2 separate regions of the Homo sapiens genome follow, and region 1 is linked to region 2. Evidence: chromatin loops called from intact Hi-C (ENCODE). Cell type or tissue: tibial artery. All regions are shown on one strand. Links, peaks and the distances in the headings refer to the core of each region. The heading gives the core; the rest is flanking DNA.

Region 1 (6,720 bases), core at 1,468-5,467, 400 kb after region 2:
GCCTCAGTGTGTGATTATGTGTTTACACAGTGTGTCTAGGATTTGTGATTTTGTGTCTTTGTTTCTGTGTGAGATTGAATTGATGTGTCATGTGTGTATTTGTGTAAAACTGTGTGTCTGTTTCTGTGCATCTGTGACTATGCTGATGTGTGTGTGTGTGACTGTGACAGTGTTGGTGTGTGACTTTACTGACACATGCATCTGTGTGATGTGGGTTGTGTGTGGCAGCAGTGGTATGCGTTGCTTTGTTGGTGTGTGTGATGTGTTGTGTGGGACGTGGTGCTGTGTGTGACTTTGTTGACATGTGGGCTCATGCAGTGTGTGGTATGTGATGGTGTGTGTGTGGCTGTGCTGGTGTGTGCATCTGTGCGATGTGTGCTGTGTGGGACGTGGTGGTGTGCGTGCCTGGGTTGGTGTGTGGGTCTGTGTGGTTGTGCTTGGCAGGGAGAGAAGGGAGGAGGGCCCTCGCCTGCCCAGCGCCTCTGCACACCGCTTCGCTCACATGCGCACACACATTCGGTGCCATGGCTGCGGGCGGTAGAGATGGGGGGCGAAGGGGGGGTGGAGGAAGCAAAATAAAATTAAAAATTAAAGCTTGCCTGGAGTACCCATCCGCACCACGCCGGCCGGCGGGGGGGAGGGGGGTGGGGGATTGTGGCTGCTCCCCATCCACAGCCACTGGGGCTGGGGCCGTTTGTCCATCTGTCCGGCCGTCCTGCCAGGCCCTGTTTGGCCCTGCAGCCCCAGGCCCCGCAGGCCGCGCTCCCTCCATCAGTCGATCAGCGATCAATGGGGCCAGGGGGGCGCCAGGGGCAGGGTGAGATCAAAGGGACCCCAAGAGACGGACACCGGGACAGAAACAGAGACAGAGACATAGAGACATGGAGATGGAGACATGGAGACAGAGACACAGAGACAGGGAGATGGGGCATGGAGACAGAGACAGATGAGACAGAGATGGGGGACATGGGGACAGGACAGGGACTTGAGGAGGAGGAGATATGGAGATGTGGAGACGGAGACAGGGGTGTGGAGACCCTAGACATTAAAACAGAGCCATGTGGAGACCCAGAGACATGGGGACACAGAGACGTGGGGACACAGAAGTGGAGACGACGTGGGAACCAAGAGACAGGGAGGCATGGAGACCCAGAGATGGGAGGGACGGACAGACGGACGGGGACAGGGCGGCAGAGGCGATGGGCAAGGGCGAGGGGTCCAGGTCCCTGTGGGGCCTGACACAGGACGAAGGCTGGGCACAGAGACTGCGAGATGGCAGAGACGCGTGTGAGACACGGCGGGGGGAGCGTGGGAGCAGGGCCCGGAGCGCCGATCCCACGGCTCCTCGTTATAACGTGTCCGGAGGAGGCGGCGGGGAGTTGAAAGCGTCGGGAAGAGAAATCAAAACCAACACGGAAATGAGAGGGGCCAATAGGGGGTGGGGGCGGGGGGAGGAAGGAGGGGGACCCTGAGAGGCAAAGAGAGCGGGAGGTGGGAGAGCGATGGGTGGGGGAGAGGTGTGGGGGAGCGGGGCTGCTGGAGAGACGCGGGACAGGGACACGGTGGGGGCAGAGACAGGAGAGACAGAGATGCTGGAGGGGGAGGGAGGGAGAGACAGAGATAGTGGAAGAGGAGGGAGAGACAGAGACGGAGATGGTGGAGGGGGAGGGAGAGACAGAGACAGAGATGATGGAGGGGAGGGAGAGACAGAGATGGTGGAGGGGGGGAGAGACAGAGACGGTGGAAAGGGGGGGAGACACGGTGGAGGGGGAGGGAGAGACAGAGACGGTGGAAGGGGAGGGAGAGACAGAGACGGTGGAAGGGGAGGGAGAGACAGAGATGGTGGAAGGGGAGGGAGAGACAGAGATGGTGGAAGGGGAGGGAGAGACAGAGATGGTGGAAGGGGAGGGAGAGACAGAGATGGTGGAAAGGGAGGGAGAGACAGAGACAGAGATGGTGGAAGGGGAGGGAGAGACAGAGATGGTGGAAAGGGAGGGAGAGACGGAGACAGAGATGGTGGAAGGGGAGGGAAAGACGGATAGCAGAGATGGGGAGAAAGTCATAGGGAGACAGAGATGGACACACTGGGAAGATGGAGAGACAGATGGAGAAGAAGCAGGGGTGAGAGATGGAGAAACAGGGAAGAGACTGAGGGGTGGAGGAGGAGATGGAGACGAGAGGGAGAGGGCAGTGAGGTGGGGAGAGAGACCCCCTTGGTGGAGGAGAGAGACAGAAATGGAAGGGAGATGGTGGGGGGAGACGGAAGGGAGAAGAGACCAAGTGACCGGAGAGACAGAGATGGAGAGGGAGAGATACCGAGACGGGGCAGATGGAGAAAGACGGGGAGACAGGTGTGGGAACAGAGGGGGCCTGGGACAGGGGAGGCTCCAGGAGGCAGATGGGAGGTGGGGGCATCTGAGGTTGGGGCCTCTGTGGGGAGACCGGGCGAGTCTGAGGGGACATGGGGTGTCTGAAAAGTTTTGTCCAGTGTCCAGGGGTAGGCGGGGCTCACGGGGGAACACAGTGTGGGCTGCCAGGGTCTGAGGGGTTTCTGGCTGGGGGGCGCATGGGAGCAGTGGGGAGTATCAGGGTGTCTAAGAGGAGTGGGTTTTTGAGAGCGTCTGGGGGGTCTCCAGGAAGAAGGTGCTCCAGAGGTGGGGTGTGAGGGTGGCAGTGAGGGGCTGAAGTGCCTGAGGGGAGGGGTCTCGGGAGCGCGAGGGCAGCGTGTGTCTGCGGAGGGGTGTGAGAGGGAGTGGATTGCAAGGGTGTGTGTGTGGAGGGGAGGCGCCATAAGAGGGGGAAAGGTGCGGGGAGACTGGAGTGAGGAGGGGATGGAGTATCTTAGGGGCGTAAGATATCTAGGGAGAGGGAGTGTCTGAGGGAGGGGGTCTGACAGGGGAGGCAGATGTGAGGGGAAGGGGTGTCTGAGGAGGGAGGCAGATCCAAGTGACAGGGGTCTTCAGGGTGAGCAGCAGGTCTAGGGTCTGTGGAGGCCTCCTGCAGGGCGCTGGGGGCTGCCCTGTGGGGTAGAGGACTGGAGGAGGGGGTGCTGGGCCTGCCCCCCTGCAGCCCGTCCTGGGCGGCTGCGGGTCAGGGCTGCGCCTGGGCTGGAAGAGCCCGCCTGGGGGTCGTCCGGGTGGGGCGGGTGTGGGGGCAAGTTATAGAACAAGATAAATCTGGGGCAGCCAGAGAGAGAGACAGAGGGAGACCCAGAGACGCAGGGACCGACCGACCCGGGAGGTCAGGCGGGAGAGCGGGGACGGGAGACGGCAGCAGAGACGGTGCGGGGCGCGAGCGGCGGGCGGGCGGGCGGGCGTGAGAGCCAGCGAGTGTGAGAGCGTGAGCGAGTGGCGGGGAGCGGGGAGGGAGGCTGGGAGCGGCGTAGTTAGTGATGGAGGCACCGAGTGAGGAGGAGGCTGCGGGAGGAGAGGCTGGGAGGGAAGGAACGGGGTCTCGGGGCCGGGAACGGCTGGGGACAGAGCGGTGCCTGCGGGAGGGAGTGGGCAGGAGGGATTGCGGGGAGAGGGTGTCAGGCTGGGGTGGGGACCTGGGAGAGGGGAAGGCCCCGGGCAGCGCCCCGCTGGCTGACCTGTGTCTGTCTCTCCTGCCCACCCCGTCCCCGTGTGTCCCTCCCGGCCTCTGCAGGGCCGGCTCCGCCATGGACTGTAGCTGCGTCTCCGACCTTCTCTTCGCCCCGCCCGCCCTGCCGGCTCTCTGGACCCCCGGTAACTGGCCCGGACCTCCCCCACCCCTTCCCCCACCCCTCAGGCTTCCCCAGTGAGCCGCATCCCCCTTCTCTCCGTGTCTCCACGTGTCTCACTCTAGTCCGTGGGTCCTTCTCTCTCAGTCTTGGTCAGTCCCCCAAATCAAACCCCTTCTGAGAAACTTGGCTAAAAACTTCGCAGCCAGATTCCCCTGCCCCCTGCGTGCTGGGGGGATAGGTGGGTCTTCTGGGAGGGTACGGAAGTGAGTGAGGGGTGAGGACGGAGGGGCCCGAGGCCCGGGCATCCCTGCCACGCACGTCTCAGCCTGCTCCCACGCAGGACCTGCGGGGAAAAGAGAGCAGGGACTGGGCTGGAGGGGGCACTAGGCCAGGCACGGATGGACAGGTAGACAGACGGCACTGCCCAGTCAGGGGTACGTGCAGGCACGACCCGGCCAGACCGAGACCCAGGAAAGAGGACAGCTTGCAACCGGGGTTGGTGGACGGTGAAGCTGGTCAGACACCATGCTGATGTGCAGCGGGAGGGGTGTGTGTGTGTGTGAGAGACAGACAGAGACTCTGTCCTTGGTTATTTGGGGTCTCATTTCAGTGTGTCCCTGTGTCACACTTCAGTGTTTCTAGAAGGGGTCACACTGGGAGAATGTGTCTGCACAGCCTGTCTTTGTGTGAGCTTGTGTATTTGCTTGTACGTGCACATCTGAGGCTACTTGAGTGTCTCTGGGCTGGGCGTGTCCGCATTTTGGGATGGGGGCGTCTGCCAGCTCTCCGACTGTGCCTCTGCCTGAGTGGGGTGAGGAGCCTTTGCCTGTTTCTTGCGGTCTGTCTCGGGTTGTGTGGCGTTCCGCATGGCTGTCTTGGTGCATTTGGGGCTGTGGGGGGGATGCATCCCTGGGCCTCTGTGTTGGGGGCTGTGTCTGGTTTTCAGCGTAGGGTCCATGTGCACATGAGTGAATTCTGGGGGTTTGTCTGTCACATGTGTGTGTCTGCCTACTGAGTTTGGGGGTCCTCTCTCTAGCTGTGCCTGTGCCTCATAGGTACAACATATTTGAGGGTGTGCATTTGAGGACAGATGGAGTATCGGGTTGGGTGTCCTCTTGTCACCTTGGGGTCCTGTGGGTGTGTCTGTGATACAGTTGCCTCCCCAGTAGGATGTGTTCTGGGTGTGGAATGGGTCAGAGCTGGAGTCTGGATCCAGCCCTGTCATGGGAGGTGAGAAAGACCCAAAAATGAATGGAGATAAAAATTCTCCCTCAAGGAGACTGCCTGGAGCTCCCCGGCCTTCAGGCCGGGAGGCACAAGCACCCACTTTTCTACACCAGGCAGCCTGGGTGGGACCCTGCGCCCCCTTGCCTTCCACCTGTGCAGTTCTAAACCAGAGAGGGTAAGGACCTGCCCGTAATCACACAGCAAGTGGACACGGCGATGCTGGTCTCCCCTGCCCTGGCGCACAGCAGTCTCCTCTCTCCTGCACTGCTGCCAGCTTTTTATGGACTCACTCTGCCTTCTATTTTCATGCCTGGGTCTGGGGTCTCTGAGGAGGGGGAAGGGGACAGAGGATGTGGCATAAGAGTGAACACAGAAGTTGGACCCAGGGCTTGGGGCCTTCTGCATGGGAGATGAGATTTCGGGGTGCCCAGCTCCTGGGGGTATGTGGACAGTGGAGTACTCCCCTCTGCATGTGAGACGTGATGCTGAGTGAGCCGGGGGTGTCAGTGCTGACATGTGGGTGCCTCTGTGTGCAGGTTTGGGAAGTTGCTCTACTGACATGCTGTCACCCTGTGTGTCTGGGGACATGGATATCTTGGTGCTGTGTTCACCGTCTCCATCGTACAGTGTGTTCTTTGGGCATTTGGGGTCCTGTGTGTGTCTTGTCAGGCATTTGTGTTGTTAGTAAGTCCCAGTCTTGAGATGTGTAATTCTGTGTTGTGATGGGTGTGCACTGTGGGGTTGTTGAGATGACGTGACCTTGAGTCTTGCGCAGCCTGTGTCTGCCATGTCAGCCTTGGTGGCCCCCAGCATGAGTGTGGCACTCCGGTGTGCCTGTGTCCCAGTGTGGCTGTGTGTCTCAGGCAAGTGAACTGATGTCTGTGTGACATGTCTTCCGTGGGCATGTGTGTGTCCACGCACACACACACATCGTTCTGGACTGCTCTTGGACGGACATGGGCATGGATATGGGGTGGAGGGGACACAGGGACGGGAAAGGTACAAATACACAGGCAGGTACAGACATGCACAGAGCTGCAGCCTGGATATGCCAGGATGGGTCAGTGGGGGGCTCTGGGGAATGTCGAAAGGTGGAGCAGGGGACAGGGAATGGGGAACAGAGACAGTAAGAGCTGAGGGCACCGCAGGGTACAAGAGACTAGAGACCTCCTAGGGCTGGCTGGGGGCAGTGAGAGGACTAACGCTGTTGGAGGCGGGTGCCCCTCCCCATTCCTCCTCACTGTCATGGGTGCAGGAAGCCAGTCCCTCCCAACTCCACCTCTGGATGCTGAGCCTGGGGGAGCTATGCCAAGGTAGGGGATCAGACTGGTACCAACCCAGGGTCCCTGGATGACTGGGTTCTTGCCCTTATTTGGGTAATTTGGGGACCAGACACAAAGGGAGGAGGTTTGGAGTGTGGAAACCAGGTCCCTAAAGATGCCTGAGACTGGAGGAGAACTACATGCCTCCCAGGTTACTGAGTCCAGCAGGACCCAGAGCCCTGGACTTGGCATCCTGACCCCAGGCCACTCCCTGCCTCCCGTCCCCAGGGTTTGCCTTCCCGGATTGGGCCTACAAGCCAGAGTCATCCCCTGGCTCGAGGCAGATCCAGCTGTGGCACTTTATCCTGGAGCTGCTGCAGAAGGAGGAGTACCAGGGCGTCATAGCCTGGCAGGGGGACTACGGGGAATTCGTCATCAAAGACCCCGATGAGGTGGCCCGGCTGTGGGGTATTCGCAAATGCAAGCCCCACATGAATTACGACAAGCTGAGCCGGGCCCTGCGGTGAG
Region 2 (6,720 bases), core at 17-4,016:
GGCACAGAGAGGGGAAGCCACTTGTTACACCACATGGTGGTGGTGGAGGCTTCAGTATAACCACCGTACCCCTCTGCCTGACCATGACCTGTCACTGCTTACCATGCTGTGAAGCTGGGTTGCTGTGAGAGACAGAGGTGGTAGTGTGAGATAGCCAAAAGCATGTTTCAGATCCAAGTTAAAATAACTTGCTTGGGTTCATTCAAATCCCAGCCTGACCCCTACTTTTTCACTTGTCCACCATAAGACCTGGGCCAAGTCATTCAGCCCTATGATCTCCTAGCCCAGTCCCCTCTATGCAGATATCAACCCTATGGTTTCCCAGTGGACAACAGCAAGCCCTAGAAAGGCTTTTCCAGAGTAGAAGCCATGCCCTTCACCTTGATTTTCCTGATCAGACTCCAACAAACATTTCTAGCTTCATCCTTCTCCACTGCAGAAAACGGGGGCTGCTCAAAATACCATTTTTTACAAATTTTCTAAGCCAAGGGGCCAAGCTGGAAATATAAGTGAAACATTTTTAATGGAGAGCATGGATCCCACAAAGAGGGGGCCTCTGCTACTTGGCCAGTTGTTGCCAGGAAGGATTGTAGTGCTGCTGCCAGATCCTTTTTTATTTTTTCTTTCCTTCTGAAAGAAGCCAGAAATGCAATTTAAAAAAAAAAAGCAAACTGCCTGGTTTGTAACAGTAGGCAATTGATTCCAACATTTAAAACATATCGTGGGTGAAACTAAAAAAAGCCTGTGGGCCAGATTCAGCCCTGATCTGTCACTCCTGCCCTGAGCCTGCACATACACTGTTCCCTGTGTTCACAGACCAGGAGGCGCTCAAGGGCAGGCCCAGATGTGGCTTACTCTAGGTCCCAGCATGGCCTAGGGATTTGCTGAGTGAAAATGGCCCTGTATCTGCTATGCAGCCTCCTCCAGGACTTGCATATGCTGTTCCCCTTGCCTGAAATGTTCTTTTCCTCAAGTACCAAGTTTCCACCACCCTTGAAAAATAGAGGGTTCGCAGGGCACGGTGGCTCATGCCTGTAATTGCAGCTCTTTGGGAGGCCAAGGTAGGAGGATCACTTGAGACCAGGAGTTCGAGACCAGCCTGGCCAACATGGCGAAACCCCATCTCTGCTTAAAATACAAAAATTAGCCATGTATGGTGGCGCACACCTGTAATCTCAGCTCCTCGGGAGGCTGAGGCAGGAGAATCGCTTGAACCTGGGTGGCGGAGGTTGCAGTGAGCCAAGATTGTGCCATTGCACTCTAGCCTGGGCAAGAAAACAAGACTCTGTCTCCAAAAAAGAAAGAAAGAAAGAAAGAAGGAAAGAAAGGAAGGAAGGAAGGAAGGAAGGAAGGAAAAAGAAAGAAAGAAAAGAAAGAAAGAAAGAGAGAAAGAAAGAAAGAAAAACACAGCTCTTCTACGAAGAATTCCCTCCTCACTAGGGCAGCCATCACTCCCTCCTTGGACTGCCCCAGCCCCTGCACCTCTCTTGCTCTCCTAGACACAATCACTGGAGCTGGGGTTGTGTGTGCCGACCACCAAACTGGGAGCCTCATGAGGACAAGGCCTTTGTCTCACTCACTCTGGAGCCCCAGCATCACCAGAGCTCAGGGTCAGGTACACAGTTAGCCACAGTGGGCATATGTGTTGGACTAATTGAAGTCCCAATTTTCCCCACCATGCTGGCTCCTCAGGCCCTATGAAGGTAACAAGCAACAGTACCTTCCCCTCCATCTTGGACCTAGAACTCAGAGCTAAGAAAAGCTGCTCTTCTGAGTCAGCAACTCACTGAAAATCAAGAGGACCATGAAAAGTACTTTATTGAGGTCACTGGGAGTACAAGATATCTGTCCCCAGCCCTAGCCTCAGCCTCTCCTCAGTACAGTCTCATGGGTGGAAAAGACCAGGCTTCCGGACTGCTCTGGGCTACTACCCAGGAGAGGCTGGGCAGTGGGGAAGGGGGGCTGGGGCTCCAGTCCAGGACAGAGGTTCGGGGCAACAGGGGTGATGAAGGCTGAGGCAGGGGCTGAGGGAGGCCAACCCCCCAGGGCCGAGGAGGGGGTGGCGTGGCTACCAGCCAGATGCTTTTTAACAAGTCAAACGCTGTTGGGGGACCCCAGGCTGTTCCAGATGGCGAAGACAGTGAGGGAAAGTATGGTGGCCAGGGACCTCTTGGCGGTGCCAGACTCCCCCTGTGCGCAGTGGGCATGCTGGAGGTGTAGGGCATGGGGAAGGTGAACTCCTTTGTCCCTTGTTGCTTCCTTTGCCTCTCCTGCTCTGGGACTTGATCAGGGCTATTAATCCAGAAGGGTGTCATCTTTCTCTCAGAGACCCCAGGCTTGGCCCCTGGCACAGAGGAAAGAAGCATAGAGGCTAGCTGAGCTAGAGCCGACAAAGGAAAGGGGAGTACAGGGGCAGGAGGGACGCTCACCTGGCAAGGGTGGCTGGCAGCCCCGAAGCACCAGGGCAAGGTCAGGCACACAACCATGACAGGCCTGCAAGGTGTGCACGATGGCATCCCTGGCATCCTGAATCAGGTTCCTCCGGGGGAAGGCCTGTGGCAAACTCAGCTGACACTGCAGCTCTGCCAGCAGCTGCCCCACGCCAGACAACTCTGGGGAACTGGGTGGGCCTGGGCCCGAACCTCCAGGCACCTGGTTCTCTTTGTCCCTGGACCGTGGGGCTGGTTCCTGGGCCCTGCCTGGGCTTGGGGAGGGCTTGGCGGGGAGTGTGGGGCTGCCTGGCACCAGGGTCCCACTGCTAAGCAGCCTTGCAACATCTAGGGATTTCACCTCGTGGTTGAAGAGACCCCGGTGCTCCCGGCTCAGCCGGCCCTGGGTTATGACCACGAGCTTGGAGGCAGTAGGGACCACAGGTGGATCCCGAATGGCCACAGGAGGATCGTGGTGGGCTAATGGCCGGCGGCTGCCCACCAGGGCCTTGTTACGTTCCCGCCTAGTCTTCCGACGACGGACACGACCAGGTTTCTCAGGCTGCTGAAAAGGCTGGGAGACTGGTCCCTGGGTATCCATGGTGTCCTGGAATATAAAGATAGGGTGGCCATCAGCATGCAGATAAGTCAAGGGGAGTAGCAAAGTGAATAGGGAGGGCTGGGCGCGGTGGCTTATGCCTGTAATACCAACACTGGGGTAGGCCAAGGCAGGCCGATCACTTAGGCCAGGTCACTTTAGACCAGCCTAGCCAACATGGCAAAATGCTGTCTTTACTGAAAATACAAAAATTGGCCAGCCGCAGTGGCCCATACCTATAATCCTAGTACTTTGGGAGGCCAAGGCAGGCAGATTACCTGAGGTCAGGAGTTCGAGACCAGCCTGGCCAACATAGTGAAACCCCATCTCTACTAAAAATACAAAAATTAGCCAGACGTGGTGGCATGCACCTGTAATTCCAGCTACTCAAGAGGCTGAGGCAGGAGAATCACTTGAACCCAGGAGGTGGAGGTTGCGGTGAGCTGAGATCATGCCATTGCACTCCAGCCTGGGCAACAGAGCAAGACTCCATCTCAAAAAAAAAAAAAATTAGCTGGGCATGGTGGTGCACGCCTGTAATCCCAGCTACTCAGGAGGCTGAGGCAGGAGAATTGCTTGAACCCAGAAGGCAGAAGTTGCAGTGAGTCACGATTGTGCCACTGCACTTCAGTCTGGGCAATAGAGTGAGACTCCATCTCAAAAACAAAACAAAACAAAACAAGTGAATAGGGAGATGTTTTGGGGTGTGGTGGGAATACTATTTAGAATGACCAGATGAGGCCAGGCATGGTGGCTCAAATCTGTAATCCTAGCACTTTGGGAGGCTGAGGCGGGAGTATCGCTTGAGGCTAGGAATTCAAGACCAACCTGAGCAGCAAAGTGAGACCCTCATCTCTACAAAAAATAAAAATAAAAATTAGCTGGATGATGCCAGGTGTGGTGACTCATGCCTGTAATCCCAGCACTTTGGGAGGCCAAGGCGAGCAGATCACTTGAGGCCAGGAGTTCGAGACCAGCCTGGCCAACATGCCGAAATCCTGTCTCTACTAAAAATACAAAAATTAGCTGTATGTGATGGTGCGCGCCTGTAATCCCAGCTACTCTGGAGGCTGAGGCAGGAGAATCGCTTGAACCCAGGAGACGGAGGTTGCAGTAAGCCGAGATTGCGCCACTGCGCTTCAACCTGAGTGACAGAGTGAGACTCTATCTCAAAAAAAAAAAAAAAAAAAAAAAAAAGCTGGATTCGGTGGCCCACACCTGTAGTCCCAGCTGCTAGGGAAGCTGAGGTAGGAGGATCACTTGAGCCCAGGAGTTGGAGGTTACTCTGAGCTATGATTGCATCACTGTGCCCCAGCCTGGGCAAGAGAGTGAGACCTTGTCTCTTAAAAGAGAGAGAGAAGATGAGAGAAAATAAGTGAGCAGAGAGAGATTGGAAAAGGTTTGGTCAGATAAGGAATCACAGGGGTAAGATGAAGTCGAAGGAGTCACAGCTAATGGGAAGATAAGCCAGGAAACAGAGAGAGGCTATTAGGAACAGGGACATGGGGAAACAGTTAAAAGATGGAGGGTGAGCCGGGCGCGGTGACTCACACCTGTAATCCCAGCACTTTGGGAGGCCGAGGCGGGCGGATCACCAGGTCAGGAGATGGAGACCATCCTGGCTAACACGGTGAAACCCCATCTCTACTAAAAATACCAAAAATTAGCCGGGCGCGGTGGCGGGCGCCTGTAGTCCCAGCTACTCGGGAGGCTGAGGCAGGAGAATGGCGTGAACCCAGGAGGCGGAGCTTGCAGTGGGCCGAGATCGCGCCACTGCACTCCAGCCTGGATGACCGAGCGAGACTCCATCTCAAAAAAAAAAAAAAAAAAAAAAAAAAAAGATGGAGGGTGGGGGCCAGGCGCAGTGGCTCACGCCTGTAGTCCCAGCACTTTGGGAGGCCGAGGTGGGTAGATCATTTGAGGTCAGGAGTTCGAGACCAGCCTGGGCAACATGTGAAACCTCGCCTCTACTAAAAATACAAAAATTAGCCGGCGTGGTGGTGAATGACTGTAATCTCACCTACTCAAAGAGGCTGAGGCAGGAGAATCGCTTGAAATCGGGAGGCGGAGGTTGCAGTGAGCCGAGATCGCGCCACTGCACTCCAGCCTGGGGGACACAACGAGACTCTGTCTCAACAACAACAACAACAACAACAACAACAAAAGATGGAGGGTGGTGAAGGGGTCATGAGATTGGAGGGATTTGGGGGACCAGAAAGTGATTCTGGACGGAGAAATCCAGGGGTAGACGAGGTACAGGGGAATGCAGAAAGTGGAAAGAGATAGTAGAGAAAGAGAAGCAGGAGAGGGAGAGCAGCAAGAGAAGTCTGGAAAGCCTGAGAAAACCTCAAGAGAACAGGAAGGGAGACAGAGGCGCGATCAGGGACAGGGCCTGATCACAAAGGAAGGGCCTAGGGTAGGAGAGGAAGCATGGTGGCCAGCCGCGGTAGGGCAGGGTGGGCAGAGTGAAGGGAGTGGGGTACGGTTGGCAGGAGCAGGGTGTGGGAAGGGCACCTCTCTCGCCCCAACGAACCCCGGCCCTTCCCACTTCACGTAGCTGTGGGGCGCAATGGCTTCTTTTCCGCGGTGACCCCAGCTCTCGAAGTCACCTGGCGCTGTTCCGGGCCTCGGGCTCCCCCACACGCATGCGCGTGCCCTTTCCATGCCCTTTGGCTTCGTGGCTCTGAGAGGACGGAAACCTAGCGGCGCGTGCCAGGGAAGCGCCGGTTATAGCCCCTCCCCTCCCAGCCTCAATTTCAGAAATCTCCCTTTCTTGGTCTCAGCACCTCCCAGCCCTCAATTGGCTGTGAGGTTCACTAGGTCCGCCCCCTTCCTGAATGCTGATTGGTTCAGATAGCTATCAGCGGTCTTTCGAGGGCTAGTTGAGACCAGGCGTGCCAAAGGGAAGAAGGGTCATGGTAGCCCCCATGCACAGCTGTCCCCCAAGCAGCCACAGACATAATCCCTAGAAAACTTATACAGTTGGCCGGGCGTGGTGGCTCACGTCTGTAATCCCAGCACTTTGGGAGGCAGAGGCAGGAGGCTGGCTTGAGCCCAAGAGTTCAAGACCACCCTGGACAACATAGGGAGACCCTGACTACAAAAAATAAATTAGCTTTGGGCGTGGTGGCTCACGCCTGTAATCCCAGCACTTTGGGAGGCCGAGGTGGGCGGATCACGAGGTCAGGAGATCAAGACCATCCTGGCTAACACGGTGAAACCCCGTCTCTACTAAAAATACAAAAAATTAGCCGGGCGTGGTGGCGGGCGCCTGTAGTCCTAACTACTCGGGAGGCTGAGGCAGGAGAATGGCGTGAACCCGGGAGGCGGAGCTTGCAGTGAGCCGAGATGCATTTCAGCCTGGGCGACAGAGCGAGACTCCGTCTCTAAATAAATAAATAAGCTGGGCGCAGTGGCTCTTGCCTGTGGGCCCAGCTACTTGGGAGGCTGATGCAGGAGGATCACTTAAGCCTAGGAGGTGGAGGCAGCAGTGAGCCATGATCACGCCCGCCTGAGGGAGACGGCAAGACCCTGTAAAAGAACAAAAATTAGGCCACATGCATTGGCTCACGACTGTATATTCAGCGACTCAGCAGGCTGGGGCAGGAGAATTGCTTGAACCTGGGAAGTGGAGGATGCAGTGAGCCGAGATCACACCACTGCATTCCAGCCTGGGTGACAGAGAAAGACTCC

What was found. Hi-C counts contacts between places; a loop is a spot of excess contacts. Peaks named below come from ENCODE experiments on the same cell type or tissue, not always from the same donor. Only the 100,000 strongest peaks of a DNase experiment are listed, where the experiment ranks them.
Region 1: it touches region 2 in a loop (19-fold over the local background); 1 of 110 quality-filtered maps calls a loop at or near these places.

What each region holds. Positions count from the first base shown.
Region 1 is chr19:41,909,858-41,916,577 of GRCh38, reverse strand. ERFL (ETS repressor factor like) reads left to right here. Exons shown (of 6, transcript NM_001365103.2): 2 at 3,646-3,725; 3 at 6,481-6,715. The coding sequence starts at 3,659. It also overlaps a transcript of ARHGEF1 not described here. Among named protein-coding and RNA genes, the nearest start is that of ERFL, 15 kb to the left of the region's middle. In tibial artery, for the core only: no CTCF peak of the experiment used is centred there; no DNase peak of the experiment used is centred there; H3K27me3 peaks cover 3,331 bases.
Region 2 is chr19:42,305,895-42,312,614 of GRCh38, reverse strand. It overlaps PRR19 (proline rich 19), which reads right to left. Exons shown (of 3, transcript NM_199285.3): 2 at 2,430-3,036; 3 at 1,801-2,344. The coding sequence starts at 3,030. The coding sequence ends at 1,875. Among named protein-coding and RNA genes, the nearest start is that of TMEM145, 4.1 kb to the left of the region's middle. In tibial artery, for the core only: no CTCF peak of the experiment used is centred there; no DNase peak of the experiment used is centred there; H3K27me3 peaks cover 3,561 bases.